3 separate regions of the Homo sapiens genome follow, and regions 1 and 2 are each linked to region 3. Evidence: chromatin loops called from intact Hi-C (ENCODE). Cell type or tissue: PC-3. All regions are shown on one strand. Links, peaks and the distances in the headings refer to the core of each region. The heading gives the core; the rest is flanking DNA.

The links. Peaks named below come from ENCODE experiments on the same cell type or tissue, not always from the same donor. Only the 100,000 strongest peaks of a DNase experiment are listed, where the experiment ranks them.
Region 1: it touches region 3 in a loop (4-fold over the local background); 10 of 110 quality-filtered maps call a loop at or near these places.
Region 2: it touches region 3 in a loop (13-fold over the local background); 14 of 110 quality-filtered maps call a loop at or near these places.

What each region holds. Positions count from the first base shown.
Region 1 is chr3:156,443,858-156,454,956 of GRCh38, forward strand. KCNAB1 (potassium voltage-gated channel subfamily A regulatory beta subunit 1) reads left to right here. Exons shown (of 14, transcript NM_172160.3): 3 at 9,042-9,079. KCNAB1-AS1 (KCNAB1 antisense RNA 1) reads right to left here and starts at 3,079. Exons shown (of 3, transcript NR_046618.2): 1 at 2,928-3,079; 2 at 2,177-2,239. It overlaps LOC124906298 (a long non-coding RNA gene), which reads right to left. Exons shown (of 5, transcript XR_007096140.1): 2 at 9,759-9,885; 3 at 7,589-7,662; 4 at 6,836-6,907; 5 at 5,238-5,993. In PC-3, for the core only: CTCF peaks have their summits at 4,625, 4,826, 6,317 (motif pointing left) and 6,521; DNase peaks (open chromatin) are centred at 4,644 and 6,354; H3K27me3 peaks cover 2,269 bases.
Region 2 is chr3:155,990,718-156,001,816 of GRCh38, forward strand. No RefSeq gene overlaps it. Among named protein-coding and RNA genes, the nearest start is that of KCNAB1, 120 kb to the right of the region's middle. In PC-3, for the core only: CTCF peaks have their summits at 5,051 (motif pointing right) and 5,251; a DNase peak (open chromatin) is centred at 5,034.
Region 3 is chr3:157,132,513-157,143,611 of GRCh38, forward strand. It overlaps a transcript of CCNL1 not described here. Among named protein-coding and RNA genes, the nearest start is that of LINC00880, 15 kb to the left of the region's middle. RefSeq lists a silencer at 3,188-3,482. In PC-3, for the core only: CTCF peaks have their summits at 3,367 and 5,110 (motif pointing left); DNase peaks (open chromatin) are centred at 2,379, 3,719, 4,569 and 5,099; H3K4me3 peaks cover 393 bases; H3K27ac peaks cover 3,952 bases.

The sequences.
Region 1 (11,099 bases), core at 1,445-9,444, 690 kb before region 3:
TTACCACTTCCTTACCTACTTTTATTGCTATTTCAAGCTCTTTTGTAAAAGGCAGGTGTGAAAGCATCCCACCCCTCAGCCCCCTTGAGGACCTGGGTGGCATTACTGGTACTTGAAAGAAAAGGTAATGAAAGTAAAAAAGAAAAGGCTAAGTTGCTATCACATTTGTCAACTCTGGCCAGATGCTCATTAGCAACAGGCTAGAAGCCAAAAATGAAAGACCAGGCTGCAGCTTGGATCCAAAAATAAGGGCCAGGCTCTGTGGAAAATACTGACAGATGCGAGCCAGAACAAGGAAGAATGCTTTGTGTGCGTCATTTGAAAAAGAACACGTCCAAGCACCCAGACATAGGTCTTCATGTAGTTTATCTTAGTGGCCACAGTAGGGTTGCTCAGAGCATTGTTTTGCCTCCAAATCACATGGGATGCTTGATAAACATACAGATGCCCCAGCTGCAGCTCATATCTGCAGAATAAGAATCTGTGTGGGGGTCCTGGGGGATTCTAATGCACCCTGAAGAGTAAGACCTATTGATCTGAGATTGGGAGAATTAATGCTTGAGCTATGATGGAGGCTGGTAAGCACTTAGGAAATTTCACTGCATTCTCCCAAAAATCCTGTGAACTAGTTATGATTATTACCATTACCATCCCATCTTGCTAGTGAGTGGTGGAGTCAGAACTCCAGCCCAGGCCTCCTGATGTCCCCTTACTTACTTAGCCTTTTATTCTAGGCCTCACCAGCAAGAGGGTATCTTCATTCCATGCCCTTCAATTGGTAGAGAGTGCCAAGGGCAAGAAGCCAATTCCTCACCTCCATTACCTGTCTTTACATCCCAGCGCCATCATGGGCCTTCCCCTCAGGCCAGATTTCTAAGAATTTGGTTCTGTTTGTTTTGTTTTGATTCTGCATGAAATAAAGAAGGTTAAGGTAACTATGTAGCTTCCCTCTCTTATTGAAATAACAGTGCCCTCTCTACACCATCCCGTGATTGCCAGGGTGCAGGAGCATGTCTGCTGGATTTAAATCCCAGCTTTTACTCCACCACTTACTAGTTATTTAAACTTTGGGCATGTCATTTAACCTCTGGAAAATAGAGATGGCAGCAATTGAGTAAAAGAAGAAGAAAGGCAAGTCAGGGTGTAAAGAAAAGGATGGGCTGGATGCTGTGGCTCACGCCTGTAATACCACCACTTTGGGAGGCTGCGGTGGGCGGATCACAGGGTCAGTAGTTCAAGACCAACATGGCCAACATGGTGAAACCTTGTCTCTAATAAAAATACAAAAATTGGCCGGGCACGGTGGCACGCGCCTGTAATCCCAGCTACTCAGGAGGCTAAAGCAGGAGAATTGCTTGAACCTGGGAGGCGGAAGTTGCAGTGAGCCCAGATTGTGCCACTGCACTCAGGCCTGGGTGACAGAGCGAGACTCTGTCTCTGAAACAAAAACCAAAACAAAGCACAAAGGAAAAGGATGAGATGCTACCGGTATGAGAAGAATATAAACTGTGGTTCTCAACCCTGACTGCAATTAGAGTTATCTGAGGATCTTTTAAAAATACTGATGCCAGGATTCCACTCCCAGAAATTCTGATTTCACTGGGGTGTGGTGAGGAATCAGGTCAGCAATACCATTTATATCCCCCCAGGATATTCAAATGCGCAGTTGTGGTTAAAAACCTCTTGTTGAAGATAGTGAGGAAAACAACCAACGTTCCACAAATGCTCTCTGGTTAGAGACACTTTCTTAGTAAGGGTGAGAATGCTTACTGATTGAACAAGCAATTATTACTCACTTACCCTGTGCCAGGCTCCAGTGCAATGGCTAAAATTTAAAATTTAAATTAAACTTAAACTTAGTCCCTGATCTCAGGATAGTTGCAGTCTAATGAGGAAGTCACAGCCAAAAATAAACTATGCGGTTACAATATAGTGTGGTCAATATGGTAATAGCAGTTAGTTCAAAATGGTAGGAGAAGAGTAAATGGAATGACTTCTTCTCCTTTCAAAGAAACCATAGAATCATGAAATAATAGAGATGAAGGAAGCTCAAGGTTCCTAATTTTGTGCATAAGGAAACAAGAAATCAAGAGATTGGAGGTTTCTCAGAGTCACAGAGTTAATGCAAGAGAACCTAAAAAATTCTAATGATGTAGCAAGACATACTTTAACTCACCAGGGGAAGTGCTAAGAAACTATGGCTTAGCAGCACTGGACTCTGAAGCTGGAGTTCTGGGTCCTGAAAAATAAGTAGAATTTGGACATAAAGGCATGGGGAAGGTTTAGATTTTCAGTGGAAGGCTCAGCCCATAGCTCAAAGGAGAACATGCTCACCAGGGTAATGACCTGGAGCTTAAGGATCTCAGGTGGTGGCCAACAGCTTAGGGCTCCCTCCTCCACATCAACTCTAGTTTTGGGCTTACACCTATTTCTTGCTGGATACGCAATTTAGAGGGATGCTCCCACCTCCAGTTCCACTCCTCTTTGGGGGTTATACTATACAACTGAGACATTGAACATGTTAATTTTACCTGGTGTATTGCTTAATTTCAATGTGACCTAGGGTTTGAACCTCTTATCTTAAATTCTTTAGTGACGTAACAGATTAACACCTCAAAATAGATGAAATGTCTCTCAATTATGACTACATTTGGTCAGTCTTGACTATATTAAGCTGCAGTTCACATGTGCTCTGTTTACCAAACTTAAAATCATTAAATCTATATTGAAATGTGTTGAATTGGCTCTCCATTCTCCCCATACTCTGACCTTGGTGTTCTCCTAGAGGTTTCACCTTCTCTCACACCCTACACATCCTTTTACACCAGTAAATACTATTGCTTCCCCTTCAAAATTTATCCAAAATTCAACCACTCCTCGCCATCCTCACTACCACCACCTTGGACCAAACCACTGTCATGTCTCACCTGGATTATGGGAACAGCCTCCTAACTGGTCCCCCATGTTTCAGCCTCGCCTCTGCAGTCTATCCTTAGCACAATAGCAGAGTGTTCCTTTTAAAAGAAAGTCAGATTGTGTCACTTCTGTATTCAAAATTATTCACTAGCCTTTCCTAGGTCCTTCCTATGATTGACATGACATGATCTGGCCCCCATGAACCTCACCTTCTCTTCTCTGGCCACACTGGCTTCCTCCTTGTCCTTGCTCATGTTGAGCAAGCCCCTACCTCACTGCTCCCTGCAACTGGAACACTCTCCCTCCAGATAAGCGCCTGGTGAGCCCCTTCACTTTCTTTAGGTCTTTTCTTGAAAGCTCCTTTCTTAGTGAATCTTATCTGGCCACCCTATCTAAAATTTCAATACTGATTCCTAGACATTTCATATACTCTATCCCTGCTTTATAAAATTGATTCTCTAACATTCATCAGTCAACATTATGTATTTTATTTTACATTTTATTTATTTGTAAAATTAACATTTATAAACACTATATATTTAACTTATTTTTGTTATTCCTTTTTCTTTACCCATATATCTGTTTCACGATGGGAGAAATAATTACCAGTTTTGTTCACTGTTGCATCCCAATAAACTAAGTACAACACCTGGCACACGGTAGACTCAATAAATACTTGTTGAATGAAAAAGTGAGGAAATGTTAACTGTGGCATAATAAATATTAATATTATAATTGCATTTACATATTCTCTTCTTGATAGCTATAATAATATATTCAAACCATAGGGAGACCAACCTGCACTATAGAATTTTATAACCTTAAGATGATTTAGACCCAAATTAAGGGACATTCTACAGAATACTTGATGAGTACTTTTAAAAGTGTCTACATCATGAAAGACAGGGAAAGACTGAGGAAGTGTCACATATTGGAGTGGATTAAGAAAACATACAATTAAATGCAATGTTGGATGCTGCTTAAGATCCTGGAAGAGAAAAAAAGACAATGAAATTCCAAAAAGATCTATTGTATTAGTACTGTACCCATGTTAATTCCCTGGTTTTGATAATTGCACTATGGTGATGTAAGATATTAAAATGATCTCATCTAAATGTCTAAATATCCTTTATACTCCAAGCAAGGCAGTCATTTAAATGGTAAACATGTTTTTTGAATGAGTACGCAAGAAGTAATTACCCTGATAATCACCAAACGATAATGAGGTAACCAAGATAGATGTGTGTGGTGGGCAGTTTTCTTCTTTTTACCTTTCATCCATCATTTTTCTGTGCTATGGTAGATTTACTCCAAGGAACCTAACACAGGTTTTCAAAGCAAATATTCCTTGGTCCATAAAGGGGTTTAATCAGAAGACACAAAATAGTTCAAAGAGTTATCTTTATACTCTCCCTTCTTTTAAAAGGTTAGAAATAACAATTGTCAGTTTAGTAAAATCATCTTGTAAATAACATCCCACTAATTTGAGATTACACAGTGAAATAATTGTATGCCATTCTAGGTCTCAGGAAAGCATGTTCTCATTAGAGGGAGAAAAATGGTTAAGAAAACTGTCACAGAGGGTTTTTGAGAATCATATTAACTAACAAGTCACCTTAGTTCTTCTGGAGTGGAGCACAGTGGAAAATAAAATCATAGAAACAGAGTTCTTCTGTCTAGAAGGCTGTTGCCCCGTTCCTCTCCAGCAGGAGGGGATGTGTCCTGTCTGTGAGAGGCAACTCCTCCTCAGGAGTAGAAAGTGGACCCCACCTACACTGGGCCACTTACCCATCTGCTTGCTGGAGGCATTTCAGCCAAGGAGAAAGACTTTCCCTTGGCCTTTTTCCACAAAGGGGCATAGCTGGGTGGGTACCCAGGGATAGGGAGAAACATTTCAATCATCTAGAGACTAGAAGAACTAAAGATTATTGATAAGCATTATTCATTTTTCTATAAGTCATAATAAAGATGTTTGTTTGGTAGGAAATATTCATTTTTCTATAAGTCATAATAAAGATGTTTGTTTGGTAGGAAATTATCCCAAAATTTTAAAGATTAATAACAGTCAACAAGGCAATGTAATTCAATTTAACCAACACTTACTGACCATGTACTAAGAACCCACTTCTATTCTAGGGCTGTGGAGATGCAAAGACGAATGAAATAAAAGTGTAGCCCTCAGACAGCTTACTCTCTAGTAAAAGATATAAACTCTATAAACAAGTAGGTAGAAAACAAATGAGTAGCAAGTGTCGAAGGGCCAGGGAGGTAGTCATCATGAACAAAATAAGCTGAATATAAGAATGACAAACTCCAAGAAATGGAAGCAAACACTTTATTCTTATTAAATTATGGAATAGGTATGTAATAATGTAAATATATATAATATTCATATGCTATTTTATATTAAATTTTAAAAACATTGAAAAAGGAAAACAATTATTGCTATATTTTTATTTCATAATTCATTACTGCTTTGACTTGGAATCAGAAACCTCACATCTTTTTTTCTGTACCAAAACATGTTTCAGGCCCTGTATTTTTCACTGTGATGTACAGAATGCAGCCTTAAACACTTATGCCAGGAGGGTGGTTGGTTTTTTTCAGATTAATTTTGGAGTCGAGCCTAAACATAGGCTCTTCCTAACATGGATGGAATTACTACTGTAAATGGTTCTTATATCTAGAATCACCTCTTCCAAAATGTGTGTACAATCCTGGCTTTCAGCATTGCTCTACTTAGACTTCAAATAGACTTCAGTACCGTTTTTGCATTACAGTTTGATAATGTCTAATCATAGCCCAACATAGGTGCTATCAAAAAATAAGAAAGGTAAGCTAAATAATGTTATTTCATTTTCATAAAGTTTGAAGTCTGAGAACATTTTTAGAATTTGGTTTTCAATGGCATAGTTTTAGAGAATAAATTTTATGGTATCTTCATTTCTGGAAACTGATCTCAATGTAGGAAAGTAGATGAAATTATTCCTTTACAAATGAATTTCCCAAAAAGTTACCTTTATCTGGACGGAGAGAAGCTCACAAATGAAACATTTGTGCAATACTTGTGACTGTACCTATAGAAAAATAGTCAAAAAATATAGATAAGTTGTAGAGTCAGCAAAAAGCTCAGGACTTTGGGCTAATCTTCACTGCTAAGCAGAGATAGGGCTATCCCCTGTGATGACATTAACAGTTAAAAAAATCTCTTCTGCACCACAGTGCAAGTAAGCCAGCAAATTCATTAAGCAAATGTTGACCTGATTTTGCTCAGAGACATAGAAGAATAGCCAATTAGTGGTATTAATTACTGAATCCATGGCTTCTCCCATTTTAGCTTTGTGCCCAAAGCAATTTCTGATGAATGAGGAAATTAATGGACTTGGGGATAGTGTACCTACAAAATAGTGCCACCTATGGGCTGTTACTTGACCGGCCTGACATTAACTCCACACATCCTGAGAGCTCCATCTATAACACTTGGTGACTTTGACCAATGCATTCTACATCCAAATGGTCTGAGACCTTTTTCATAACACAGAGTCAGCCATTTCCTGATGTTTTGCCTTTCATGGGCTCCTGTTTCTGAAGTTCCTTGACCCCTTCAAAATTCTCACCACACCACAAATAAATATAGTTAACAGTGTGCTATTCTCTATATCTGTGTTCTCATTTGCTGCAAGAGAAAATGCCACCCATAAATTAACTTGTCCTGAAAGTTCTCAATCTTATTTTTAACATACCAAGCTACAAAGTTGCTCATTAGACTAACATTTACAAATGCCTGTTGAGGCTCTGGACACATAATTTCTGCAGCATTCAAAAGAGACTCTTTTATAAACTGTGTTGTCTGTAAAAAGGTTTTGATACCCAGGCAATTTTTTCGCTTAATAAAGAACTGTATTTCACAGCAACTCACTTATTTTATTCTCATTCAAAAACAAATGCTGCCATTTCTTCAGTCCATTAAATTTTCCAACACCCATCTTTTCTGTGTAGCAGTCAAAGCTGATTTTTTTTTCAATGGTGCCTTAAGATGTAATTTTTCTTTGCAAACATTCTTTGTCTGGATACACTTCCCATCCACCCACCCCCCCCCAAAAAAAAGTTATGCTCCTATTTTTTTCTTATAATAATTGTTTTTTAGGAGATGCACAAGTTCATTTTCCTCTTCTTTTTACACTAAGAAAAATATCAGTAAACACATGGTGGTAAAAAGCTACTACTCTTTGATTTCAGTGCTGGGAATACAACAGGAAGATGTGGAGGCTTTAATTAACTGAGAGGGCACAGTCCTCTGATTTAGGGGCTGTCTACCTGGTGAGGACATCAGCTCTTTGCTGTCAAAGGCAGCTGGAAATCAAAACATTTCAAGAAAAATCTTCTAATTGTTTAAATGTTGGCAACTTATTCAAAATTTATTAAAATACCAAGTGGATCAACAGCATTCTAGTCAAGCAAAACAAGGCGCCCTGTGGGCTGCCCATCTGCAACCTCTGGATACGTAGAGTATAAAAGTAAAACAATTTATACCCTACTTTTATTTTAGTCCCTGAGAAGTAAGAGAAAAGGTACAATTATATGAATGTATTCCTATGGAATATGAACTCTAAGTGCCATAATTAATTTGGAAATGGTCTAATAAGGCAGTGTGGTGTGGTAAAAAGGATACCCTTCTTGAAGCCAGTCCGTTTGGGGAATCCTGGGTATTCCACTTATCGAGTTGGTTAATTTTCGATTCCTCATCTGGAAGTAAGCATAAAGTGATCTGGTAAGCTTCTTAGTATACTGTCTGGCATTTGGAAAGTGTTCTTCCATAAATGGTAGCTAGGACTGTTATTACAAAATGCAAAATATGCATTTTCGACCACATTTCTTTGTATGCCTCCCAAATATCACTTGTGCCCAGGCTCTACTGCTCTCACTCCTGCCGTCCCTCCCTGGTGCTCCCACATTTCATCTCACGGCCTGATGGTGTAGGCCCCTGCTCATCAGCACTCTCTGGAGTTTCCCACCTCCTTTCCTGGCCGGTGCTCTTGCCTCTCCCTAGAATGTCTGTCCCTTTCTTCTTCGTTCAGTTAACCCCTGTGAGACTCGACCTAGCTGTCACCTCTTCTAGGAAGTCTTCCTAGAATGCCACCACCCTCCAATCTAAATAGAGCACTCCCTTTTATCTGCCTTATGTTCACCTCAGTCATAGCATTTGTCAAATGGTCTTATAAACCGTGAGCTCCTGCGAGACAGGAACTGGGCCAATCATCTCACTGTCCCTTACACGTGAGTGCAATGCTTTTATGTGGCATGTAATTAGGAATCAAAAGAATTCATTCCCTCCTTTAGGAAGGGAAAGGAAGGGAATAAATCCTCCTTTTAGGAGGATCTATCCATAAAGGATGGAATGAATAAATGAGGTGCCTGGAGACCAGCATAGCAAGTGCCCACTCCACTTCAGCTTCCCTTCTACTTTACAAAGTTTCAAACGTCTTTGGCTGCTGAGTGTGCATCTCTCCCCTTGCCTTCCCAAACCTTACTCCTGCTGCTGTCTCCACTCTCACCCAAACCAGTGGAGATTTCCATTCTGGAATGGCAGGTTATGACAGAGAAGGCACATAAGTGTCACCTCCTGAGTCTTGTAAGTGGGCACTGGAAAGACCTCTAAGAGGGTTTCTTTTGAAAAGTAATAATGAATAAAAAATACAGCCACTATTTGGAGGCAAAGAAGGGGAGAACTATAACCATAACCCAAGGTCTTACCTTCACTTTCAGAACATGTGGCTTCTTAGCTCAGTGGGAGCAAGAATGGATCTTGTACACTAGCATCCATGGTCCAATAGCAGAAGGGAAAGCATCTTCTAGGACAGGGCTTCCAATAGTATGTACAGTGGCTTTCAGTAAAGAAACAGCAGCCCTTTCTCCAGAGGGATACAGACCCCTTCTGGAATACTTAGTGAGAAGAAGACAGACTAGACCAACTAGACCACAGCCCACATGTGCCCCTCATCCAGGTACCTTTGTGAACTACCCATACAACCTATTGAGGTAGTCCCAAAGTAAGAATTTCCCTTATTACGCACAATATTAGAAAAATGATGATGAATAATATGCAAATATTTATTATTTTCTAGGAACATGGGTGACATTTGGAGGTCAAATTTCAGATGAGGTAAGTTACCTTTGGCCTCTATTATGCTAATGAAAGAAAATGCAGAGAGAGCTGTATTGCAGGAGTCCTCTTCCTGGGACCCTGACACTCTACAGGGATAAGGTTTAATTCACAGGAAATGGTAAAATTGACTCAGAGATTATTGTTGATTTTATTTTTCCTGTTGTATTTTTTACATTTAGACTATTAATAGCCCTTGAAGCTGTACATTATATATGCAGGTTGAACAGTCAGAGAATGAAACAATTTGGAATTAACATTAGTCACTTTATGAAAAGATTGTATTGCTGTGATGTTGTTTTGCTTTATTTGTTTGTTTACTTTTAGCTGCAATTAGGATGACTAATTGGTCTCAGTTTACACAGAAGTTTCTCAGTTATAGTATTGGAAGCCCACATTGCAGAAACCCTCTCAGTCCTGGGAAAACTGCACAGTTGGTCACCTGGCTTGGGCGACTTAATCTAACCTCTCTGAGCCTCAGTCCATCCTATATAAAATGAGATGCTAATGCTAACTTTGATGGTGATCTGTTGAAAGAATTAACACATCATGCTTATCAGATGTTTATATAGTCCTCTGACTAGTAGGTAGCAGACACTCAATAAATGGCAGCTATGGTAATTATATTTACAATAAAATTCCTTTAGATCATCATTTGCACAGTCAAAACAGTACTTACCAAAGTGATATTTTTATCATTTCCTTTAAGGAATACCTTCATGGCATAAGTGAGGTATGCAGGCATTGAGCACCAAGAACTCCCCTGAGGGCAATGCCCTGAGTCCCTCTGATCCTTCCGTGTCTACCTGCAAGAAGAGTCAGGGATAGTGTCTCTGAGTGGGTGCACTGAGTGGGATCCAGTCCCACTCTACCATTGACCGACCTGGTTTACTAACATTTATGTGTACTAATGGTGGCCACATCAATAAAATGCTCTAACCCTCTAATCAGCAGGATGGTGGTTAAGATTAATGAGATGATGCCTGTAAAGTGCTTAGTGGGGTACCTGGCCCAGAATAAGCCCTTTACAAAGGTAGTTCTTACTATCATTCCTAACGAGACAGTTGGGAAACAGAGGCTTTTCTCCACAGCTCCCCAAATCACCAGTGTTATTTAGCAGATCTGAGAGAGAAGTCTTAACTGTATATTCTTGTCCATCCTAATGCCTGTTCCCTGTATTGGGCACATGTCACCTTATAAGGCTTGTCTCATGGGGGCTCCCCAGGGATGCAGACTTTAAGCTAGAGAGTAGCATGCAGGACAGTTATTAGGAAGTGTTCTCAGGATCAGCACAGGGCAGGGAAGAAAGCAGCACTGGGCAGACAGAGAACTTGGGTCATGATGCAGCCTCAACAATGACCTCAGCCAACTCCATGGGGATCTCCAAAGCTGAGATGGTTCTGCAGAGTTGTCTCAGTTTGGGACAACATAAAGGACTGGGCCTTTATGTCCTTTTACTGACCAGTCATTGGACCAGAGGCTGATCGGGAAGCAGGTCTGACCTCGGGCTAGGTGACTCTCTCTAGCCAAGTGCAATTTCCAGAGAGGGCTGACAGAGGAAGGCCATTTGATGGCAGCATTCCTAGCAGCTCAGGGAATAAGTCCCTCGGTTCCAAAGGAGAACCTGAGGGCACATCCCAGAGTTTACTACAGGACTCTGTCTGACTGGCACCAGGAAGGGGTGTATGGAGGAGGCACAAAGGGAAAGCCACAGAAACCAGAGCACAGGCTATGGACTTGAAGTCCCATACAAAATAGGTGGCAAGCAGGGAGGGAGGCCTACAGTTAATAATCCACTGTATCCAGCACATATATAACCTACTACTGATGGTGCTTGGAAGGGAAAAAGACAGAAATATCTTCCCTTTCTGAGCAGATTGGCCAAGTAAAGTGCATTATTTCCCCCTAGTCTTCACTCTCCTCTTCACAGTGTCTGCTCTCTGCTGCAATGAGCCAAGCTTGCCCGGGTCGTAGTGTGAAGGGCTGACCTCTGAGATGAATAATTTCAAAATTTCAAGTC
Region 2 (11,099 bases), core at 1,798-9,797, 1.1 Mb before region 3:
GACAACTCCTCTAGTTATTTTTTTCAAACTTGTGAAGATGGAATAAATCCCATTGTTAGGCCTGATCTGAGCTCTCCAATGCCAAACACTAATCTAGTAGTTGCAGTTTCCTGTTACCCAGGGACATATTTGTGGTCTTCCTATTTTGTTGTTTTCAGTGTGTTAATCATCTCCACTCAAAATCCTCCTGAATGAAACTGTTGGATGACCTACACCACCTTTGCCTAAAAAGTGTGTTTCTGGAAAGCCAGAGGGAAAACTCCTGCAAATGAGCCACCCTAGTGCTGCTGGATTTGAAGAGGCAGATGGTGGTTGGATTTTACAAGGCCCCTTTGTTCTCTTTCTTCATTTTCTGCCTGTTTTTACATGAATTGACTTTGTGCAGATCTAGCCAAGTGTGTGAAGCACCTTCGAGGAGGTGCGTTAATGATAAGCTGAAATCTGGGTCACTAAAGAGTTTTACCGCCTTTCATTTGCAGAGTCTGAGAAGCCCCTTCTGGCCTTTACCATATGAAAGTTTTACAGCAACTGTAATATTTAGAGAAAACACACACAAAGGATGGGAATGGAAGCCTCGGCAGTCTTCTCAGCAGAGGGCCTCCCAGCAGACTGGATTTATTGGACTTTTCATTTTCCCTCACCATTTGGATTTTCAAAGACTTTTTATTAGTTCAGCCTTTAAAGCAGAAAAAATCAGCCAATTTGTTACAAACCACTGCAGCTTCAGTCCCCTGAAGCCAAGAACAACCGCTCAGCTCTTCCAACTTGGCTGCAAAGCAACATCTGTTAAGTCTCCTGTGCTCACCTCCCCAGCCAAAGAGACGTCACACCTGCAGTGCTGGGATTTTGTGAAAAAAATGGAAATAGCGTATTGTATACATCTTTTTTTCCAATATCTTTTGCTTTATGTTAATGCTTCTAGTTCAGGAGTGTCTGAAGTATTTCACAATGCTTAACAGAGCAAGGTTTGTCCCTTAGTTTTGGGTCATTTGTTAATTCTGTAAGTATTTGCTGAGCATATGTGTAAGACACGTGGCTCTAATTCCCACCAGGTAGTTGTTAGGTTGGCCTCTTCCTTTTGTGATGAGATCTTGTGTTTGTATTTTTTCTTTGGACTGCTCTGATCATGGTTCTATCAGATAAACAAATGCTGGAAATTAGTTGCCAGTCTGGTCAATTTGTTAGGTGGCTTTTCAAATTGTTACACAGGGAGTTGATGTTCTTGGAAACAGAAGGAAGAAGTATGGGTGCCTTATGAACCATTAGGTTTCAGTAAATAGCACCTGCTTTTCACACCACGCTGGGGTAAGGCATAGAATGAGGCATAGCATAGATATGGTATAGCATACCTGGTGGTGTAGGTCATCCAGCAGTTATGTGCAGGAGGATTTTGAGTGGAGATGATCAGCACACTGAAAACAACAAAATAGGAAGACCACAAATGTGTCTCTGGGTAATAATATACTATAGTATAGTGGGTGGATCTTAGATTCACCTGAAATCTTAAGCATCAACTGCATTTTCTAGCCTTGGGATCATGGGTGTCTCAAATTTCTGAGCTCGAGTTTACTGAAAGTAATAGGAACGTTTGTGCTTGCAGTTGCTGAAAAAAAATTAAGTGAGCTACTGTAGGTGCTCATTAAATGTTGGCCTTTGCTTATGGCCACCTAAGAGGAAAATAAAGGAAGTAGAAAGCTCAGTTCTAGTATTCAGAAGCTGGCAGTTCAGTTAGGGAGGTGAGACACAGACTCTACATAAAACCACCAGAGTAAATGCCTCTGAGACAAAACTGAAATGGCATGAGTTAACATATTCTGTCCCCTCATCACCGCCAGTTCTGGAAATGAAAGACTGACTTTTCTTTAAAAAATATGTTTATGGGCCAGGCGCAATGGCTTACGCATGTAATCCTAGCACTTTGAGAGGCTGAGGTGGGCAGATCACGAGGTCAAGAGTTCGAGACAAGCCTGGCCAACATGGTGAAACCCCGACTCTACTAAAAATGCAAAAATTAGCCAGGCATGGTGGCGTGTGCCTGTAGTCCCCGCTACTTGGGAGGCTGAGGCCAAGAATCTCTTGAACCCGGGAGGTGGAGGTTTCAGTGAGCCGAGATGGTGCCTGGGTGACAGAGCAAGACTCTATCTCAAAAAAAAAAAAATGTGTTTATGCTTTTTTTTTTTTTTTTTTTTTTTGAGACAGGGTCTCGCTGTCTCACCCAGACTGGAGTGCTGTGGCACAATCATGGCTCACTGCAGCCTCAAACTTGGGGGCTGAAGCAATTCTCCCACCTCAGCCTCTGGAGTTGCTGGGACCACAGGTGCACGCCACCATGCCTGGCTAATTTTTAAAATTTTTTTTGTAGAGATGGGATCTCCCTATGTTTCCCAGGCTGATCTTGAACTCCTGGGCTCAACTGATCCTCCTGCCTCGGCCTCCCAAAAACCTGGGATTACAGGCATGAGCCACTATGCCCAGCTGTGTGTTTACGCTTGATGTCCAGAAAGCTTTTTATAAAGCAAAAACCCTTCTCTTTAGAGGAAATCAAATGCTTGGGTTTTAAATTAGGCTCAAACATACATCCTCACAAATGTGCACACAAATATTATAGTGACTTTAAGGCTCCATTAGGATGTTCAGCTGAGAGTTGTGCAAATGTTTGATCCATCTGGTGACAGCTCATAGAATGTGTTATTTCCAATGTTTGCAAATAACAATCTAAATAGAAATATGCTTGAAGATATTCTGTTAATGTGTATGCACTGAAAAGCAATTTCCTTTCCATATTATATATTAAAAGAATTGAAACCCTCCCTTGTATTTGCAATTGTATAAATGTCTTCATGCTATTTAAGGTGCAGGTCATGGCAGGAGAGCGTGAACGTGTCATTTGATAGTTCTTGGTCAATGCGGGTATAGTCTCTAGCAGTGGTCTTTTTTTGAAGTATTTCAAATTTTCATTGGTTTTATGCCAGCGAGTGGAAAAAGTAAGGGCTTTGCAGCTAGTGAGACTTAGGTTCTAATACATATCCTTTGGAACAAGGTGTTCAAAATTTGCTGGGATAATGATGGTGACATTTGCATAGGAGACATGGAATCTTCTGCTATCAAGGATTAAGACCTTTTCCTTCGCATGTTAACTGCTATTAAAACATCTCTGGGGAGCCGAGCGTGGTGGCTCACGCCTGTAATCCCAGCACTTTGGGAGGCTGAGGCGGGTGGATCACGAGGTCAGGAGATCGAGACCATCCTGGCTAACATGGTGAAATCCCGTCTCTACTAAAAATACAAAAAATTAGCCGGGCGTGGTGGCGGGCGCCTGTAGTCCCAGCTGCTAGGGAGGCTGAGGCAAGAGAATGGCATGAACCCGGAAGGCGGAGCTTGCAGTGAGCCGAGATTGTGCCACTGCACTCCAGCCTGGGTGACAGAGCGACACTCCGTCTCAAAAACAAAGCAAAACAAAACAAAAAAAACTCTGATGATTGAAACTGTTATTAAATGGAAAGCAGTGTAAAAAAGGCCACTTGAGACCTCCCCGGGGGGGATTTACTAGAAAGGCGAACCCCAGTGCCATGCCAGTGCCTCGGATATCTTGGGCGAAGGAGACAGCTTTGGATGCAGCTTGTGTCTGAAGCTGGAATCTGAAAGCTTATTCTTAGGCAGTGAGCTTAGCAATGTTTTGGAGGAAGTCTGAATGACCAACTGGGGTGTCTGTTGACTTTACATCTCACAAAGTTTCTGGTCTCATACATGGGGTAGTGTAGCTGCAGGTTGTTAGGTTAATTAGTTTCTAGGGGCCGTTGTGCTATTCTGAAGCCTCATGAGCTTTATTCCATTTGTGAAATTGGGGGAGGGATGTGGAGGTTGGAGGGTTAAGGGCTGGGAATAAGGTGAATCCTGGTGTGGTGCTAGCTAAAGAGGGGGACTGATGGAGTGTTAAAGGAGTCAGGGATTGGAGATGTCTGATCCCTCGTCTTCTTGGAGAAGCAATTAAATTAATTAATAGCATTGTTGGAACTTGTTCTGTCATGAGTTCTGATTTTCTCTATAGTCTTGAACTCCTGGGCTCAACTGATCCTCCTGCCTCGGCCTCCCAAAGAGCTGGGATTACACTTTCTCCTAGGTTCATACATACATCTCATTAAATGTACATACATCTCATTCATCATCTCATTAAAAATGAGATGATGTATGTATGAACCTAGGAGAAAGAAAAAGGAGTAAGTTATTTGACTAGCCTTCCACTTAATGTGGAACTGCCCGTTGCTCAGGTGTCAGTGGCCACTATTCCTGAACCCATGTGCATTCCAATCGAGCTGCCCCTCTGGGAGCTCCTGCATCACTCAGTGTATTTTTTGAGGAGATAAATGTAAACTTTTGGCCTTTTCATTGATCACTTTCCCTGTGTTAGATTGTTCTCAGGGGTAGAGAATTCAGAACTCTACATGGCGTTGCTCACAACTTTCTGAATGAACTCAGGCAAATCTCAACCTTAAAGAATGTTGAGCACAAAAACATTAATTTTACCTGCTTTAGATGTTTGATGCTAAATTAAAGTGAGAAAATGCATATGAAAGTGCATTGCAATATGACTCTTTATTAGACATGGAAGGACACAGAACATGCAGAGGGAAGCATTTTTAAGCATTACTAGAAGACCAGAATCAAATTTAATATTCCCTTAAAGTAAATAAGTATTTATACATTAAAGCCCACCAATGAAGGACCATCAGGAACACATTTATTGTAGTACGAAGAAATTATACTTATTTTTCTTGCTGTTGCAAGACTGAAAGCACCTTAAATAAATGATGAGGAGTTGGAAGAAGCTTGTCATAGTATGTGAGTGTGTGCTGGATGATTCAAGGGAGGATTGAGGAGGTGGGGAGCAATTCTGAATTGGATGTTTCAGGAAGCAGGAGCAATTTTGTGACTGAATATCGTAATGATTTTTATCTATAAGATAGAAGGACGACAGTGGTTTTCCTTGGTGAGGTAAAGGAGAAGCAGTCACTCATGTTAGACAGAAGAGGGGGCTGTTTTACTATTTTTGTGATTTCAGAGTGGCCTTATCTGTGTCTCATTCCAAATACGGGCTTGGAATGGACTTGTTTAGACATTGTTTCTATTCTGTGATTGTGGTTTATATGCAATTGGAAATATTATGGCCTAGTTGCCAGCAGGTCTGCTTTTCATTTTCTTGCCTGGTTTCAGGTATGAATATTTGCTTTATCCCCTTTTCTGGAAGGCAAAGAAAGAAGTCATATTCTAGAAGGGGGCCAAGCCTGAGCACTAAGATAGAGGGTCTCCACCTGGGCTTTGGAGATTAGTAAAGGATAAGAATTAAGTTACAAGAGCAAAATGGTAAACGAGTAACGGTAAATGCTCAAGGAGTGAAGCATACCAGAGAAGGTGCATGGGAGATGGCCCTGAAGAGGCTGAGTGTAGCTCCTCCTGCAGGTGTGTTTTTACACAGGTACGCATAAGGAGCACATAGGTTCTTATGAGAACCACACAGATACATATAAGGAGCCCACGAGTATGTACAAGGAGCACACAGGTATGAATAAGGAGGCCACAGGCACTTCTAAGGAACACATGGGTACACGTAAGGAGGCCATAAAAGGTGAATAGAATTTTTGTTTTCTGACTTCAAATGTAACAACTAGACTCCCACCTCAATGCCAAAGTTTTAATTTTACCTCCATATTACCTTCCTGTGATTCCTTACTTATAGTTTTTACCTATATATGTAATGTTCATTTTAATCTTTAACATTGGTTACTTTTGGGAAGTGATACCAAAGTGTTTAGGGAGGCGTCATCACTCTGCTTTATATACTTATACATTGTTTAAACTTTATGGGCTAATTTATTTATAATTAAATTAGTACATTAAAAACAAAAAAGAAACAATTTAATAGTGGTGGTGGTGGAGGATCATGTGATTTTTTTTTGGTGATGTTCTCTGAAGGATGATTTTCTAATTAATCTGTTTTTTTTGAAGGGAAATTCAAAATTCCCCCTTATGAAGGGGGTGGTGTAGGTGTCTTGGATCTGTTGAAAAGACAGTTTTGAGGAGAATTATGATTATGATTATGATAAAATTATGATTCTAATACAAGTGTAAAATGAAAAATGTAAATGAATTTTATTTAATTCGTTAATTAATGGGAACCAGTAATATGTACAAACAATCCAGGAGAATTCAAAGATCAGACCCATATATTGGCAATGAGGAATGCTGAAATGAATTTGCTTAATAAATGCAAAACTGGCTTCTTGGAAAAAAATGGATGTCATTTTGCACTTCTCCCTGGCAAAATTCATTTGCAGTCTGTGAACAGGAGTCATTTGCATTGCTGGCAGTGACCTATGTTTACAGAGTTGTCTGGTTGCAAGATGCACCACTGGACAAGACACCCAGTAATCTTATTTGCCCATTTCAAAGTTTTCAACACTTTTTCCTGCCAGCTCAGAATAACATTTGTTAAAATTCAGTCATTCCTCACCGGGCGCAGTGGCTCACGCCTGTAATCCCAGCACTTTGGAAGGCTGAGGTGGGCAGATGTCTTGAGGTCAGGAGTTGAGGCCACCCTGGCCAACATGGCGAAAGCCTGTCTCTACTAAAAATACAAAAATTAGCTGAGTGTGGTGGCAGGCGCCTGTAGTCCCTGCTAGTTGGGAGGTTGAGGTGGGAGAATTGCTTGAACCCAGGAAGCAGAGGCTGTAGCAAGCCAAAATCGCGCCACTGCACTCCAGCCTGGGTGACAGAGTGAGACTTCCTCTCAAAAAAAAAAAAAAAAAAAAAAAATTCAGTCATTCCTGCCTAATACCTGTACTTAAGATTACATACATAAAAAGAGAAAATGGGCCAAGTGCGGTGGCTCACGCCTGTAATCCCAACACTTCGGGAGGCCAAGGTGGGCGGATCATGAGGTCAGGGGTTCAAGACCAGCCTGGCCAACATGGTAAAACCCCATCTCTACTAAAAATACAAAAAATTAGCCAGGCATGGTGGCACGCGCCTGTAGTCCCAGCTACTCGGGAGGCTGAGGCAGGAGAATGGCGTGAACCTGGGAGGTGGAGCTTGCAGTGAGCTGAGATCGCGCCACTGCACTCCAGCCTGGGTGACAATTGAAGACTCCATCTCAAAAAAAAAAAAAAAAAAAAAGAAAAGAAAAGAAAATGGAGAATATTAAATGAAATAATAAATTGATTATTTGTTATAATTTTATTCTGATGTTTATTTCTGTTGATAAGTGACCAATCCAAAATGATTGTAAAAGAAAAATTTCACTGACTTCAAGGATGTTAATGACATAATTATCAGCAAATAGTTTTAAATTTGCTTGTATTTTCTCTTTTTATACTTTAAGTTCTGGGATACATGTGCAGAACGTGCAGGTTTGTTACATAGGTATACACGTGCCATGGTGGTTTGCTGCACCCATCAACCCATCATCTACATTAGGTATTTCTATAATGCTATCCCTTACCTATCCGTTCAATCCCCAATGGGCCCTGGAGTTCCACTCCATGTGTCCATGTGTTCTCATTGTTCAACTCCCATTTATGAATGAGATCGTGCCATGTTTGGTTTTCTGTTCTTGTGTTAGTTTGCTGAGAATGATGGCTTCCAGCTTCATCCATGTCCCTGGAAAGGACATGAACTCATCCTTTTTTATGGCTGCATAGTATTCTATGGTGTAAATGTGCCACATTTTCTTTATCTGGTCTATCATTGATGAGCATTTGGGTTGGTTCTAAGTCTTTGCTATTGTGAACAGTGCTGCAATAAACATACGTGTGCATGTGTCTTTGTAGTGGAATGATTTATAATCCTTTGGGTATATGCTCAGCAATGAGATTGCTGGGCCAAATGGTATTACTGGTTCTACATCCTTGAGGAATTGCCACACTGTCTTCTGCAATGGTTGAACTAATTTACACTCCCACCAACAGTGTAAAGGCATTCCTATTTTTCCACATCCTCTCCAGCATCTGTTGTTTCGTGACTTTTTAATGATCACCATTCTAACTGGCATGAGATGGTATCTCATTGTGGTTTTGATTTGCGTTTCTCTAGTGACCAGTGATGATGAGCTTTTTTTCATATGTTTGCGGGCTGCATAAATGTCTTCTTTTGAGAAGTGTCTGTTCATATCCTTCACCCACTTTTTGATGGGGCTATTTTTTTCTTGTACATTTGTTTAAGTTCCTTGTAGATTCTGGATGTTAGACCTTTGTCAGATGGCAAAAACTTTCTCCCATTCTGTAGGTTGCCTGTTCACTCTGATGATAATTTCTTTTGCTGTGCAGAAGCTCTTTAGTTTAATTAGATCCCATTAGTCAATTTTGGCTTTTGTTTCCATTGCTTTTGGTGTCTTAGTCATGAAGTCTTTGCCCGTGCCTATGTCCTGAATGGTATTGCCTAGATTTTCTTCTAGGGTTTTTATGGTTTTAGGTCATATGTTTAGGTCTTTAATCCATCTTGAGTTAATTTTTGTATAAGGTGTAAGGAAGAGGTCCAGTTTCAGTTTTCTGCATATGGCTAGCCAGTTTTCCAAACACCATTTATTAAATAGACAGTGGTTTCCCCATTGCTTGTTTTTGTCAGGTTTGTCGAAGATCAGATGGTTGTAGATGTGTGGCATTATATCTGAGGCCTCTGTTCTGTTACATTGGTTTATATATCTGTTTTGGTACCAGTACCATGCTGTTTTGGTTATTGTAGGCTTGTAATATAGTTTGAAGTCAGGTAGTGTGATGCCTCCAGCTTTGTTCTTTTGGCTTAGGATTGTCTTGGCTATATGGGCTCTTTTTTGTTTCCATATGAAATTTAAAGTAGTTTTTTTCTAATTCTGTGAAGAAAGTCAATGGTAGCTTGATGAGGATAGCATTGAATCTACAAATTACTTTGGGCAGTATGGCCATTTTCATGATATTGATTCTTCCTATTTATGAGCATGGAATGTTCTTCCATTTGTTTGTGTCCTCCTTTATTTCCTTGAGCAGTGGTTTGTAGTTCTCCTTGAAGAGATCCTTCACATCCCTTGTAAGTTGGATTCCTAGGTATTTTATTCTCTTTGTAGCAACTGTGAATGGGAATTCACTCATGATTTGGCTGTTTGGCTGTTTGTCTATTATTGGTGTATAGGAATGCTTTAATTTTTGCACATTGATTTTGTATCCTGAGACTTTGCTGAAGTTGCTTATCAGCTTAAGGAGATTTTGGGCTGAGATGATGGAGTTTTCTAAATATATGATCATGTCATCTGCAAACAGAGACAACTTCACTTCCTCTCTTCCTATTTGAATACCCTTTATTTCTTTCTCTTGCCTGATTGCCCTGGCCAGAACTTCCAATACTATGTTGAATAGGAGTGGTGAGACAGAGCATCCTTGTCTTGTGCTAGTTTTCAAAGGGAATGCTTCCAGCTTTTGCCCATTCAGTATGATATTGATTGTAGGTTTTCCATAAATAGCTCTTATTATTTTGAGATATGTTCCATCAGTATGTAGTTTATTGAGAGTTTTTAGCATGAAAGGGCTTTGAATTTTATCGAAGGCCTTTTCTGCCTCTGTTGAGATAATCATGTGGTTTTCGTCATTGGTTCTGTTTATGTGATGGATTACATTTATTGATTTGCGTGTGTTGAACCCACCTTACATCCCAGGGATGAAGCCGATTGATCATGGTGGATAAGCTTTTTAATGTGCAGCTGGATTTGGTTTGCTGGTATTTTTTGGAGGATTTTTGCATCGATGTTCATCAGGGATATTGGCCTGAAATTTTCTTTTTTTGTTGTGCCTCTGCCAGGTTTTGGTATCAGGAGATGCTGGCCTCATAAAATGAGTTAGGGAGGAGTCTCTCTTTCTCTATTGTTTGGAATAGTTTCGGAAGGAATGGTACCAGCGCCTCTTTGTACCTCTGGTAGAAATAGGCTGTGAATCTGTCTGGTCCCGCGATTTTTTTGGTTGGTAGGCTATTAATTACTGCCTCAATTTCAGAACTTGTTATTGGTTTATTCAGGGATTCGACTTCTTCTTGGTTTAGTCTTGGGAGGGTGTATGTGCCCAGGAATTTATCCATTTCTTCTAGGTTTTCTAGTTTATTTGTGTAGAGGTGTTTATAGTATTCTCTGACGGTAGTTTGTATTTCTGTGGGATTAGTGGTGATCTCCCCTTTATCCTTTTTTATTGTGTCTATTTGATTCTTCTCTCTTTTCTTCTTTATTAGTCTGGCTAGCAGTCTATCTATTTTGTTAATCTTTTCAAAAAATCAGCTCCTGGATTCATTGATTTTTTGAAGGGTTTTTCATTTCTCTTATCTCCTCCAGTTCTGCTCTGGTCTTAGTTATTAGTTGTCTTCTGCTACATTTTGAATTTGTTTGCTCCTGCTTCTCTAGTTCTTTTAATTGTGATGTTAGGGTGTTGATTTTAGGTCTTTCCTGCTTTCTCCTGTGGGCATTTAGTGCTATAAATTTCCCGCTAAACACTGGTTTAGCTGTGTCCCAGAGATTCTGGTACGTTGTGTCTTTGTTCTCACTGGTTTCAAATAATGTATTTATTTCTACCTTAATTTTATTATTTACCCAGTGGTCATTCAGGAGCAGGTTGTTCAGTTTCCATGTAGTTGTGCAGTTTTGAGTGAGTTTCCTAATCTTGAGTTTTAATTTGATGGCACTGTGGTCTGACAGACTGTTTGTTATGATTTCCATTCTTTTGCATTTGCTGAGGAGTGTTTTACTTCCAATTATATGGTTGATTTTAGAATAAGTGCTATGTGGTGGTGAGAAGAATGTATATTCTGTTGATTTGAGGTAAAGAGTTCGGTAGATGTCCTTTAGGTCTGCTTGGTCCAGAGCTGAGTTCAAGTCCTGAATATACTTGTTGATTTTCTGTCTTCTTGATCTAATATTAACAATGGGATGTTAAAGTCTCCCACTATTATTGTGTGGGAGACTAAGTCTCTTTGTAGGTCTCTAAGAACTTGCTTTATAAATCTAGGTGTTCCTGTATTGGGTGCATATATATTTAGTATAGTTAACCCTTCTTGTTGCATTGATCCCTTTACCATTATGTAATGCCCTTCTTGGT
Region 3 (11,099 bases), core at 1,152-9,151:
GAAGGGTTTCCAACACTCACAGTGCAGTGAAGTGACACACAGGCTCACTTTCTTACCAATGAGGACCTGAGCCAGAGTGCAGAAAGCCTTCTTGCAGATCTTCCATGTCTGGGGTACACTAAGTGAGATCATATTTGTGTTCTTACACTGTCTAGGAAAGCTCATAGTTCATAAACATCTCTTGTGTACCAGTCTCTGGCATTTTTTAATACATCATCTCATAAACATCAGGAAAACCCTCTGAGGTAAGGATTATTTGCCCTGTTTTGCATATTATTAAATTGAGGTTCAGAGAGGTTAATAGACTTGCCCAAGATAACAAAGCTATTTAGGAGAGTCAGGGCATGATGTGAGCTCCAGAAAATGTTACACCCTTGAAACTATGGTTTGCCTGACCAAGGACACCTCTGGCCACTTTTCTGCTTTGGGGTGGGAGTCCCTTGCATCACATTAGATGAGTGCATATGATCTTTCCATTGATTGCATTTATACATTGAGTGATCAGGTAACTTGGTTACACATGGATATGCCTGCACCCAGAATTGGCCATTGTGCCAGTTTCCTGCCCCCTTCTTCCACCACACACAAAGGCCAAGTCATGATTGTGTCAGTCCCTGTGGCCTCATTCGTCTGTCTGCCACAGATGTCTGAGCAGCTGTGGGGCAACTGACCAAGAACAGAGAGAACGTGGGCTTTGGAGCCAGGCAGGCTTGGATTTAAATTCTAACTGCCATATTTTCAGGAAAAACTACCCAGATTCTAAGATGGGGATGGGGACAAGGAAAGGTGGAGAGGAAGTTAGAGTCAGAATCATGGGACCTCATCCTAGTTCTGAGAAGAGGAGGGGGCAGGTGCCAGGGCCACTGCCCTATGCCACCAGCCCTCTCCAGAACAATTGGGGCCCACTGCTGGTCACTGGCAACCCTCTGCTCAGAGGACACAATTTCAGGGGTCCAAAGAAGACTCCAGTGGTCTCCCAAATTCTCTCTTATACACTGATTTAAAACTCTTTTAAGGCCCTGGCCATAAGCTAAATGTAAACATCCCTGGAAAGTTTACAATGTGAGAGAAGCAGCATGGAGTTTGGGGGAGCACTTGCTGTGGAGCACAGTGGAATCCAATCTTTATACATGAGCAATAAGCCTCTGTCTTCTCATCTCTGACATATAATAGCTAATACTACAATAAGAATGGTTAACATTTCCCTCTAGCTATTCTAAATGCTTTTTATACATAAGTTAACTTCTTTAATGCTCACAATAGCCCAATTCCCATTTTGCTGGTGCAGTGGGCACATAGGTCCAATCCTCTGCCCAGGGTCACAACAGCTGGACTTTGAAGTGACGCAGTCAGGCAGCAGTGTCCCTGAGTGTCACCTCCACACCATTCTGGTACTTAGGAGAATAATGAGGCCTTCCTCTTAGGTATGAAGGCAGGATTAAGTGAGACATGAATCTAAAGCTTCTGGCACAAAGCAAGGACTCAATTAATGCTCCTTTCTTTCCCTGGCTTTTTTCATTTGTGAGGAGACAGCTCCAGCCCACCTCTCTCAGCAAAGGTCTGCCTTGCATATATAAGTGCTCAGTCAATGTCTGAAGAATGGACGAAAGGGCAAACTTTGATAAGGTGAGTGGCAGGAGGTGAGGGGAGCATGAGAATAAGAGGTGTTGATAGGAGGCTGTCGGAGGGCTGTGGCTAAGTGCGGTGGTTTTCCTGGTGCCATTATGCTGCCTGGGGCCTTTCAGTCCATGATATGGGCTTTGGTGCCTTCCTGCCCCTTATAACATGGTGTAAACCTCAGAGCTCACCCAAAGTCCTGGAGTCCCAGGTGAAGACCAGCGCCAAACTCAGCAGAGTGGTTCATGGCGTGTGTGTGTGTGTGTGTGTGTGTATTTGTGTGTCATGAGAAACAGCACAGAGGTGACAGAAGCATTACTCTGACAGCCCCCTCTAGTGCAGAGAAAGGTTTGAGGCTACTCCTTGGTGGTGGCAGTGGTGTGGGGGTGGAGGGTGGGATGTAGGGGCCTAGTGTGGAGAAATAGGGCTGTTCTGTTCCAGGCCTAAGATAGCCCAGAGCCACAACCAAGTAGTGGCTGTCCCACCCCTACCCTGGCCTGTGTCAACCACTGGCAAATGGAAAGTGTCTCTTAGAATCCAGAAAGAGGTCTCTGTAGGGCCAGATATAGCCCAGGCCTCTGATGGAAGGTCTCCAAGCCATACTGGCCCAATTCAGCCATAATCTGGCTTCACCAACACAGGCTGTACAGGCAATGATTACTGAGGTGCATTCCTTTCTGTTTATCAAGATTCCATGGGCCAAGGCCAGGTGTACCCAGGCCAAAACAAGCAGACCTTGACCAGGCAACAAAGCAGTGCATTGGTTTCACCATGTTCTCTCTGAATGTCCCTCAGCTCAACTGATGCAGCATGATAGGGATGGTCTAGGGTGACAAACACGGACTGCCACACCCTGCTTATGCTTTAACTATTTCTGTTTATATGCACAGCCTTCATATCCAATGCAAAGTGAAACAAGGTGGTTTTTGCCCACAGAGTGGAGTTGCTGAATGTCAGTTGCTTGTATGTCTGGGGAGTGGTTATTTAAAAATCCTACCCACTGCTTCAGTTTGCTCTGCTCTTTATAAGTACAGTCACAACCCAAGACTCCAGGAGAGATTAATCCGGTGTCCTTGTTCTGTTTCATTCCATGTGAACAGCTGAACTGGGCCTTTCTTGTTCGAGATTTGCAAAGGATAGTCAAGATCCTTCTTCAATCACTAGCATTTCAAAAGGGTTCTTGAAATGACAAAATGGTTCCTTTGCACTGTCGACATTTTCATCATCAATGAATATTTATGAAGTGCCCACATGGAGGTTGCTTGCCAGTTCCGAACCCAGATAAGAGGGAAGGTTCTTTATTCTGTTGCAGAGGGGCGTTTAGTCAGTAAACTGCATTTCTTTTAACTTCTGAAAGCCTTCCTTTTTTCTGGGGAAAAAAATGTCATTTTGCTTTTGCAAATGAGAGAGTAAAGCTTTTGGCTATTGCGTAGTATTTCTTCAATTATTATTTGGGTTTCCAGACAGCACTTGTTTTCTGAAACCCTCAAATTGCCTCAAAGATATAATATCTTTGTGCTAAAAATACTTGTTAGTCAAACATTGGTTGAACTCATGACTTGTGGCACTCATGAATTCAAAAGATGGTTTCATTTTTTCCAAATCATTCTCTCCTTTTCATCCACTCCATCCCAGAACAAATCATTCCGATAATGTATTGCTAGAATGACTCACAAGGGGAATCCATCACTGACCGGGTTTGTCCAAGGTCTTGCACTGACCTCTCATGGTGAGGAGAGCAGCAAGCTGTCCCCCACACTTGCAGGCTGTTATCTTGATGGGAATGAGAGCTGTTGGGCTGCTCTTCAGGAGCAGGAGGTAAGAACAGCCTGTGGGGTCCTGAATGGCCCCAGCGTCCTTGGGTACTAAATGCAATGCTATGTACTCCCCAGTGTAAAAAGCTTCCTGGTTGCATACTTGGCTTTTGCCTTCTGTTTGAGACACAGTGAGCCAGATTACTTCAACAAAGTCATTCCCTGGGAATTAGATGCTCAGAAAAGTACATTAACTTTTCATGTCTTGGCAAAGCTTTTAGCCACAGCAGGAGCTCCCTGAGTGAGGGGCTGGGTTTCTTTTACCTCAGTATTCTTGGAATCTGGCCCACTGCCTGACACATAGTAAATACTCCATAAATACTTGTTAACTGACTTCAGTTAATAATTGTCATCGACAGTCATTGAGAGCACCTACCGTTTTGGGTCCCTGATTAAGACTAAGGATACAATGAAGTATAACAAACAGTCCTGGCTCTGATTGGAGTCTAGTTGGCGAATCAGGCCAAACACGATAAATGACACTTGCCAGCATAGAGTGATGTGTTTTAATTGCTCAAGGAATAACACAGGCCATAAGGGGCACTAATGTTTAGGAAAAACAAGAGATCCACCTAGGACAAGATACCAGGGTCAGCCTTTCTGCTTGCTAGGAATTGGGCTATGCCTTTAAGGAAGAGATAATAGCAAGATGTATCAAGTACCTCCTACTCTGTGCTAATGTCTCTTTACATACATTACTGAATCTCACAACAATCACACAAGGGAAATGTTTATCATTGTCAACCCACAGATGAAGAAACTCAGGCTCAGAGAGGTTAAGCAATTCTGTCCAAGGCCACATGGCCACTGAGTAGGAGGACTAGACTTCTAATGCAGGCCAGTTGAACTCCAGAACCCATGCCTCTTTCACCACCTCGGCCAAGGAGGAAAGACCTCAAACTTTATCAGCTACCTTGGGGCTTAATTTGAAGCAGCTTCCAAAGCAAGCTGACACTGCTTCTAGGAAGCAATAGCAAAGCAAGGAAAAGCTGACACCCTCAGGTTCTCTGAGCACCACACTGAATGGGGTGGCAGGTGGAGCCACAGGGTTACTGGAGTTGATCTCTGGACCTGGACAGCTTGCAACCACAAGCAACGGGCTGGGTGCAGGTGTGGGTATGTGCATGACTCTGCTGGACAATTTCCCAGTAGCACACACGTGGCAAGCAGCGTCTACTGCTGAGCTCTAAAAGACTTTTGATGAGTTCAAACCTCATTATGTGGATGCTTTGTAATGAGACCAGTCAGCCCGGGCTTGGTAGAGTGGTTAAGTATACAGACTCTGCAACAAACTAAATCCTGGCTCAATCACTTACTAGCTGGGTGAAATCACCAACTCATGGGTTCCTCTCCCACCACACGGTTTTAGAAAGAGGTCAAATGAGTTAATATATGTGAAGCAGAATGGCATCTGGCACATAGTGCTTATATAAATAAGGGTTGCTATCTATTCTTCTGCCAGCAGAATCTAGCAAAGGTATGTACCTTTAGAGTTATTGCCAAAGGTTCAAGTCTGGATTAAAGGCCTAAATGAGGCTTAAATGGATGTAGCTAAAGACATTAGTGTTCCTTTGTAAACAGACAAGCCTTTATTGTGTTCAGAATAAGGCTTGCCAGTCAGCTGAAGTAAAACTTAGAGCAAGATCTTGTATCACAGACAGCCAAAGAGTGACCTCTAGTGGCGTAGGTTCTTATTACTGACTATGCAAACTGAAAGGCGTTCAAGGAACCACAGATTGTAGGACTATGGAAACCGATCGTGCATGGGTGTCTTTGTCCGTTTGTGTAACTATAAAGGAATACATGAAGCTGGGTAATTTTTATTTTATTTTATTTTTGAGACGGAGTCTTGCTCTGTCACCCAAGCTGGAGTGCAGTGGCGCGATCTCAGCTCACTGCAAGCTCCGCCTCCTGGGTTCACACCATTCTCCTGCCTCAGCCTCTCGACTAGCTGGGACTACAGGCGCCTGCCACCACGCCCAGCTAATTTTTTTGTATTTTTAGTAGAGACGGGGTTTCCCTGTGTTAGCCAGGATGGTCTCCATCTCCTAACTTCGTGAATGGCCCGCCTTGGCCTCCCAGAGTGCTGTGATTACAGGCGTGAGCCACCACACCCGGCCCCAAAGCTAGGTAATTTATAAAGAAAAAGAGGTTTATTTGGTTCACGGTTCTTCAGGCTATACAAGAAGCATGGTACCCATCATCTGCTTCTGATGAGGGCCTCAGGAATCTTCCACTCATGGCAGAAGGCAAAGGGGAATCAGTGTGTACAGAGATCACATGGCAAGAGCAAAAGCAAGAAGACAGGAGGAGGTGCCAGTCTCTTTTTAACAAGTAGCTCTCACAGGAACTAATAGAGCGAGAACTCACTTACTACCTTGAGCATGGCACCAAGCCATGAGGGATCCACCCCATGGCCCAAACACCTTCCACCAGGCCCTGCCACCAACATGTTGGGTATCAAATGTTAACATGAGACTTGGCAGGGCCAAACAAACCATATCCAAACCACAGCAATGGGGAAGATCGTCCTGGACCAAAAGAAAAGTTGTTCTGGAAACTGCAGCCATGAGAAGCCCTATACATTGGCAAGGTAGTTATCCTGATCTTTGAAAGTTATTTCATCCCCTCTGACGCCAGTGCTGATATTCTCAAGAACTCATGTTCCCAAGAGCTTCTGGTTATACAGGTCTAGAGAAAGCACAAATGGTGTGAACCTTCTGGAAAGGTACACATGTGGGAAAAAGTCTTTAAAATATTCATCTTAAAGGTCACAGGAGGCCGAGTGTGGTGGCTCATGCCTGTAATCCCAGCACTTTGGGAGTCCAGGGCGGGCAAATCACGAGATCAAGATATTGAGACCATCCTGGCCAACATGGTGAAACCCCGTCTCTACTAAAAATACAAAAATTAGCTGGGCGTGGTGGTGCGCACCTGTAGTCCCAGCTACTCGGGAGGCCGAGGCAGGAGAATCACTTGAACCCAGGAGGTGGAGGTTGCAGTGAGCCAAGATCGCGCCACTGCACTCCAGCCTGGTGACAGAGCAAGACTCCATCTAAATAAATAAATAAATAATAAAGGACACAGGAACTATCTTAAAGGGGTTTCCATTGGCCACATCGGAATTTGAGTAACGAAATAATGATAGTAATGGATTATAACTTCATAGAATGAGTCCATACTGAAACATATAAACAAATGAATAAATGAAGGAGAAAAGAAAGCTCTTTCTTACAGTGGCATTCCAACTAATAAATGTCGAGCGAATGCTGAAATTTAAAAATCATTTTCAATAGTTATTTCAGGTAAAAATCATCAATGGATGCTAGAATTAGTAGGCAGAAGTTAATTAAGAAGCACTATTGATATTATCTAGGCTGAGTGCAGTGGCTCCCGCCTATAATCCCAGCACTCTGGGAGGCCAAGGTGGGTGGATCACCTGAGTTCAGGAGTTTGAGGCCAGCCTGGCCAACATGGCGAAATCCCATCTCCACTAAAAATACAAAAAAAAAAAAAAAAAAAAAGCTGGGTGTGGTGGCAGGCGTGTGTAATCCCAGCTACTTGGGAGGCTGAGGCAGGAGAATCACTTGAACCCAGGAGGTAGAGGTTGCAGTGAGCCCAGATCATGCCACTGCACTCCAGCCTGGGAGATGGAGCAAGACTCTGTCTCAAAAAAATAAATAAAAAACAAAAGAAACAATATTTATATGATCTAAAGTATCTCCCCCAAAAGCTACTTGTTAATTACAAAGTGTAAAATAGTAACTTTTTAATAGAGAACACTGGCAGACAGCACCTTAACCAATGATCATAGTTAACACCATTGGTTACTGGGGCAAATTAACACTGTGCCTCCTAATGAGGCACTGAGGACACAACCTGGCTTCTGTTGTATTTCTCCTGCCAAAAACACAGAACCCAAATCTAATCACAAAAAAAAAAAAATAGGGCAAACTCAAATTAAAAAATATTCGACAGAACCATCAGTTTACAACAGGGGTGTCCAATCTTCTGGCTTCCCTGGGCCACATTGGAAGGATTGTCTTGGGCCACACATAAAATACACTAATACTAACAATAGCTGATGAGCAAAAAAAAGAAAAGAAAAGAAAAATCGCAAAAAAGTATCATGTTTTAAGAAAGTTTGCGAATTTGTGTTGGGCCACATTCAAAGCCATCCTGGGCTGCATGCGACCCATGGGCCGTGGATTGGGCAAGTTTGGTTTTCACTCTTTAAAAATGTCAAGGTTATGAAAGCAAAGACAGACTGAGGAACAATTACAATGAAAAGAGACTAAAAAGATTACGACTAAAGACAATGTATGATTCTAGGTTGGATTCTGGACCAGAAAATAGGGCACTAGTAGGAAAATTGGCAATATTTGATCAATAGATCAATATTTGCAATATTGGCAATGTCTGGTCGATAGATTACAGTATTGGTCAATATGTTAAATTCTCTGACTTTGGTAATTATATTGTGGATATGTAAGATAACGTCCTTGTTTTTAAGTAATATATACTGAAGTACTTACAGGTAAAGAAACAATGACTGCAACTTACTCTCGAGCAGAGCAGAAAAGACACCACAAAAAGTGAAAAAGCAAGTGTGGTGAAATGTTAACATTTGGTGAATCTGGGTGAAGGATATATAAAATTTCTTCACACAATTTTTGCAACTTTTTTGTAAATCTGAAATTATTTCAAAATGAAAATTTCTTTAAAAGTCCACTTCAGGTTCTTTATTATTTTTCTTATGTCACTGAAAAGGGTTGACTAGTGTCTCCCCAAAATTGATGTCCACCTAGAACCTCAGAATGTAATCTTATTTGGAAATAGGGTCTTTGCAGATGTACTTTGTTAAGATGAGGACATACTGGGTTAGGGCAGGCCCTGGTATCCTTAGAAGACATACACATACAGAGAAAAAGGCCATGTGAAGATGGAGGCAGAGACAAGTGATGCAGCTACAGGCCAAAGAAAACCAAGGATTGCCGGGAACCACCAGAAACTACAAAGAAACAAGGGTGGACTTAGAGAAAGCATGGCCCTGCTGTCATCTGGATTTCAGACTTCTAGATTCCAGAAATGTGAAGGAGTAATTATTTGTTGTTTTAAGCTACCAAGTTTGTGGTAATTTGTGACAGCAGCCCTAGGAAACCCTAGGAATTACAGTCACCCACTTTTAAAACAATGGCGCTCTGGTCTACAAGACGCCATAGTCTGGCATCCTCAAGTGTCTGAAGATGCTAATAATGATAACGTTTATTGGACATTTACACACCTAACACTGTGTTAAGTGTATTATATACATTATTTCCTTTAACCTTCATATCTGAATACACTAGGCTTAATTACTAACTCATTACAGAAGGGAACATGGAAGCTTAGAGTGGTTAAGTAAGATGTGTAAGATTGCACAGCTAATAGAGGATGTCAGCATTGAACACCATCTCTTGGGCCTCTTCCTCTTTGTCTTTCTTTTTTTCTTTTACCCTGAAACAGGGTCTTGCTGCTGTTGCCCAGGTTGGAATGCAGTGGAACAATCATAGCATACTACAGTCTTGAACTCCCGGGCTCAAGCGATCCTCCTGTATCAGCCTCCCAAGTAGTTGGGTCTACAGGTGCACCACTATGCCAGGCTTCCTCTTTGTCCTTTAAAACCTTCTCCCATCCAAAGTGCAGCCCACATTCCCTGTCCTCTAAAAATTTTCCAGGGCCTTCTAGGCCACAGTGGTCCATCTTTCTTCTTTAAACTTGGCACTCATTGTACTGTTGCTTGGCTCTAAAATATACTGAGGATTATTCTGGATGTCATTTGGCTTTTTAAAACATTGTCTTTGCCTCCAACTGAATATTAATTACATGCAGGTATGTGCCACGTATCTAAGCATTGAGACTTCACCTACCCTTATTTCTCTAGGTAGAAACCTATCATTATAGTCCTCATCAGATTATATGCAAGTAGATGCTTGACATTTGCAATTTGACTGTTTTCAAATAAGTTGGAAGTTTATCTGAGACTCTTGATTTCAATTGCGTGTGTAAAAGAAGTCAGCTAGGGGCTGAGAGCCCGGCTAATCAATTTAAATGTGGCTTTATTTGTTCATTGTTGGTCTATGTTGTATTAATTTTTGTTAAATGACTAAAATTTGGTTTGAAAGGTCCATGAAAATAACACATCTGGGGCAGAAAATCATTTTGGGCAAGAAATTAAATTTTGTAATTTAGGGTGGAAAACTGAGCCTCACAGTGAGATTTATGTGCCGGGCCCTCTGTACAAAGATATGATGTGTCATGTGCTCTGTTAAGTGCTCTAGCAGTGTAAAAGTCACTGAAGTGAGAAATTCGTTTGAAAAGGTTTAGCTATATGGTGGTTCACTACTGATTTGGGGCACAGAAAACAATCTGATTTAACTGACCCAGGAGCCTAGTCAAACAATGCCACATTCACAGATTTGGTGATTCACATTGTCTTGGAATATTCCGTGAGATATCAGGTGTCAAGAGCCAAGTAAGTAACATCAATGAGCAAAAGGGCAGAATTCAAGAAAATAGCATCAGCACACTGATACCTGCCAACTGACACCTGCACCTGGCTTCAGTGTTACACAATTAACAGGGGGTGGAGGGAATCGTCACGCACTGCAGCATGCAGCCTCACCCGGATGGCTACTGGATGCTAGTTAACTGTGGCCTGGAGTATTGTGGATCTCATGTTTTTTTTGTTGTTGTTGTTGTTGTTGTTTTAAGTCTCGCTCTGTAGCCCAAGTTGAAGTGCAATGGCACGATCTTGGCTCTATGCAACCTCCGCCTCCTGGGTTCAAGTGATTCTCCTGACTCAGCCTCCCGAGTAGCTGGGATTACAGGCATGTGCCACCACGCCCGGCTTTTTTTTTTTTTTTCAACAGTCTTGCTCTGTCACCCAGACTGGAGTGCAGTGGCACGATCTCGGCTTACTGCAACCTCCACCTCCTGGGTTCAAGCAATTCTCCTGCCTCAGCCTCCTGAGTAGCTGGGATTATAGGCACCCGCCACCATGCCTGGCTAATTTTTTGGTATTTTTAGTAGAGATGAGGTTTCGCCATGTTGACCAGGCTAGTTTGGAACTCCTGACCTCAAGTGATCCGCCCACCTCAGCCTCCCAAAGTGTTAGGATTACAGGCATAAGCCACAGTGCCCAGCCGTATTTTTATTTTTTAAGAGCAGCTAGAAGTCTAGGTTTTTAATGTAAACATTTCCAATTAAAAAATATTATCAGCCAGTTCATTTATAACAAACATTGTACAACTCAAACAAAATACATGTGCAGGCCAGGATTTGGCTCAGGGCCCACCAGTTTGCTACCCCTAGGATGTTGTTTACATCTATGAACTCCAGGAACCTAGTCCTCTCTTTGTAACAGGTACAGATATTCATGGAAGGGTGATTGGACATGCCCATATGAAAGACAAGAAAGTGTGAATGATGATGAAGGCTTTAAAAAGAGTCACTCAGAGAATTGGTAGTATGTTAAATTCATTCATTCCTCAAGTAATATTTATTACATACCCTAATATGGGCCAGACACTCATAGGATTAGGTGAGGGACATACAATAATGAATAAACTACAGAGCTGCCCCTCCCTTACGAGCTTACATTCTAATGAGGAAGAGATTAAATGATAA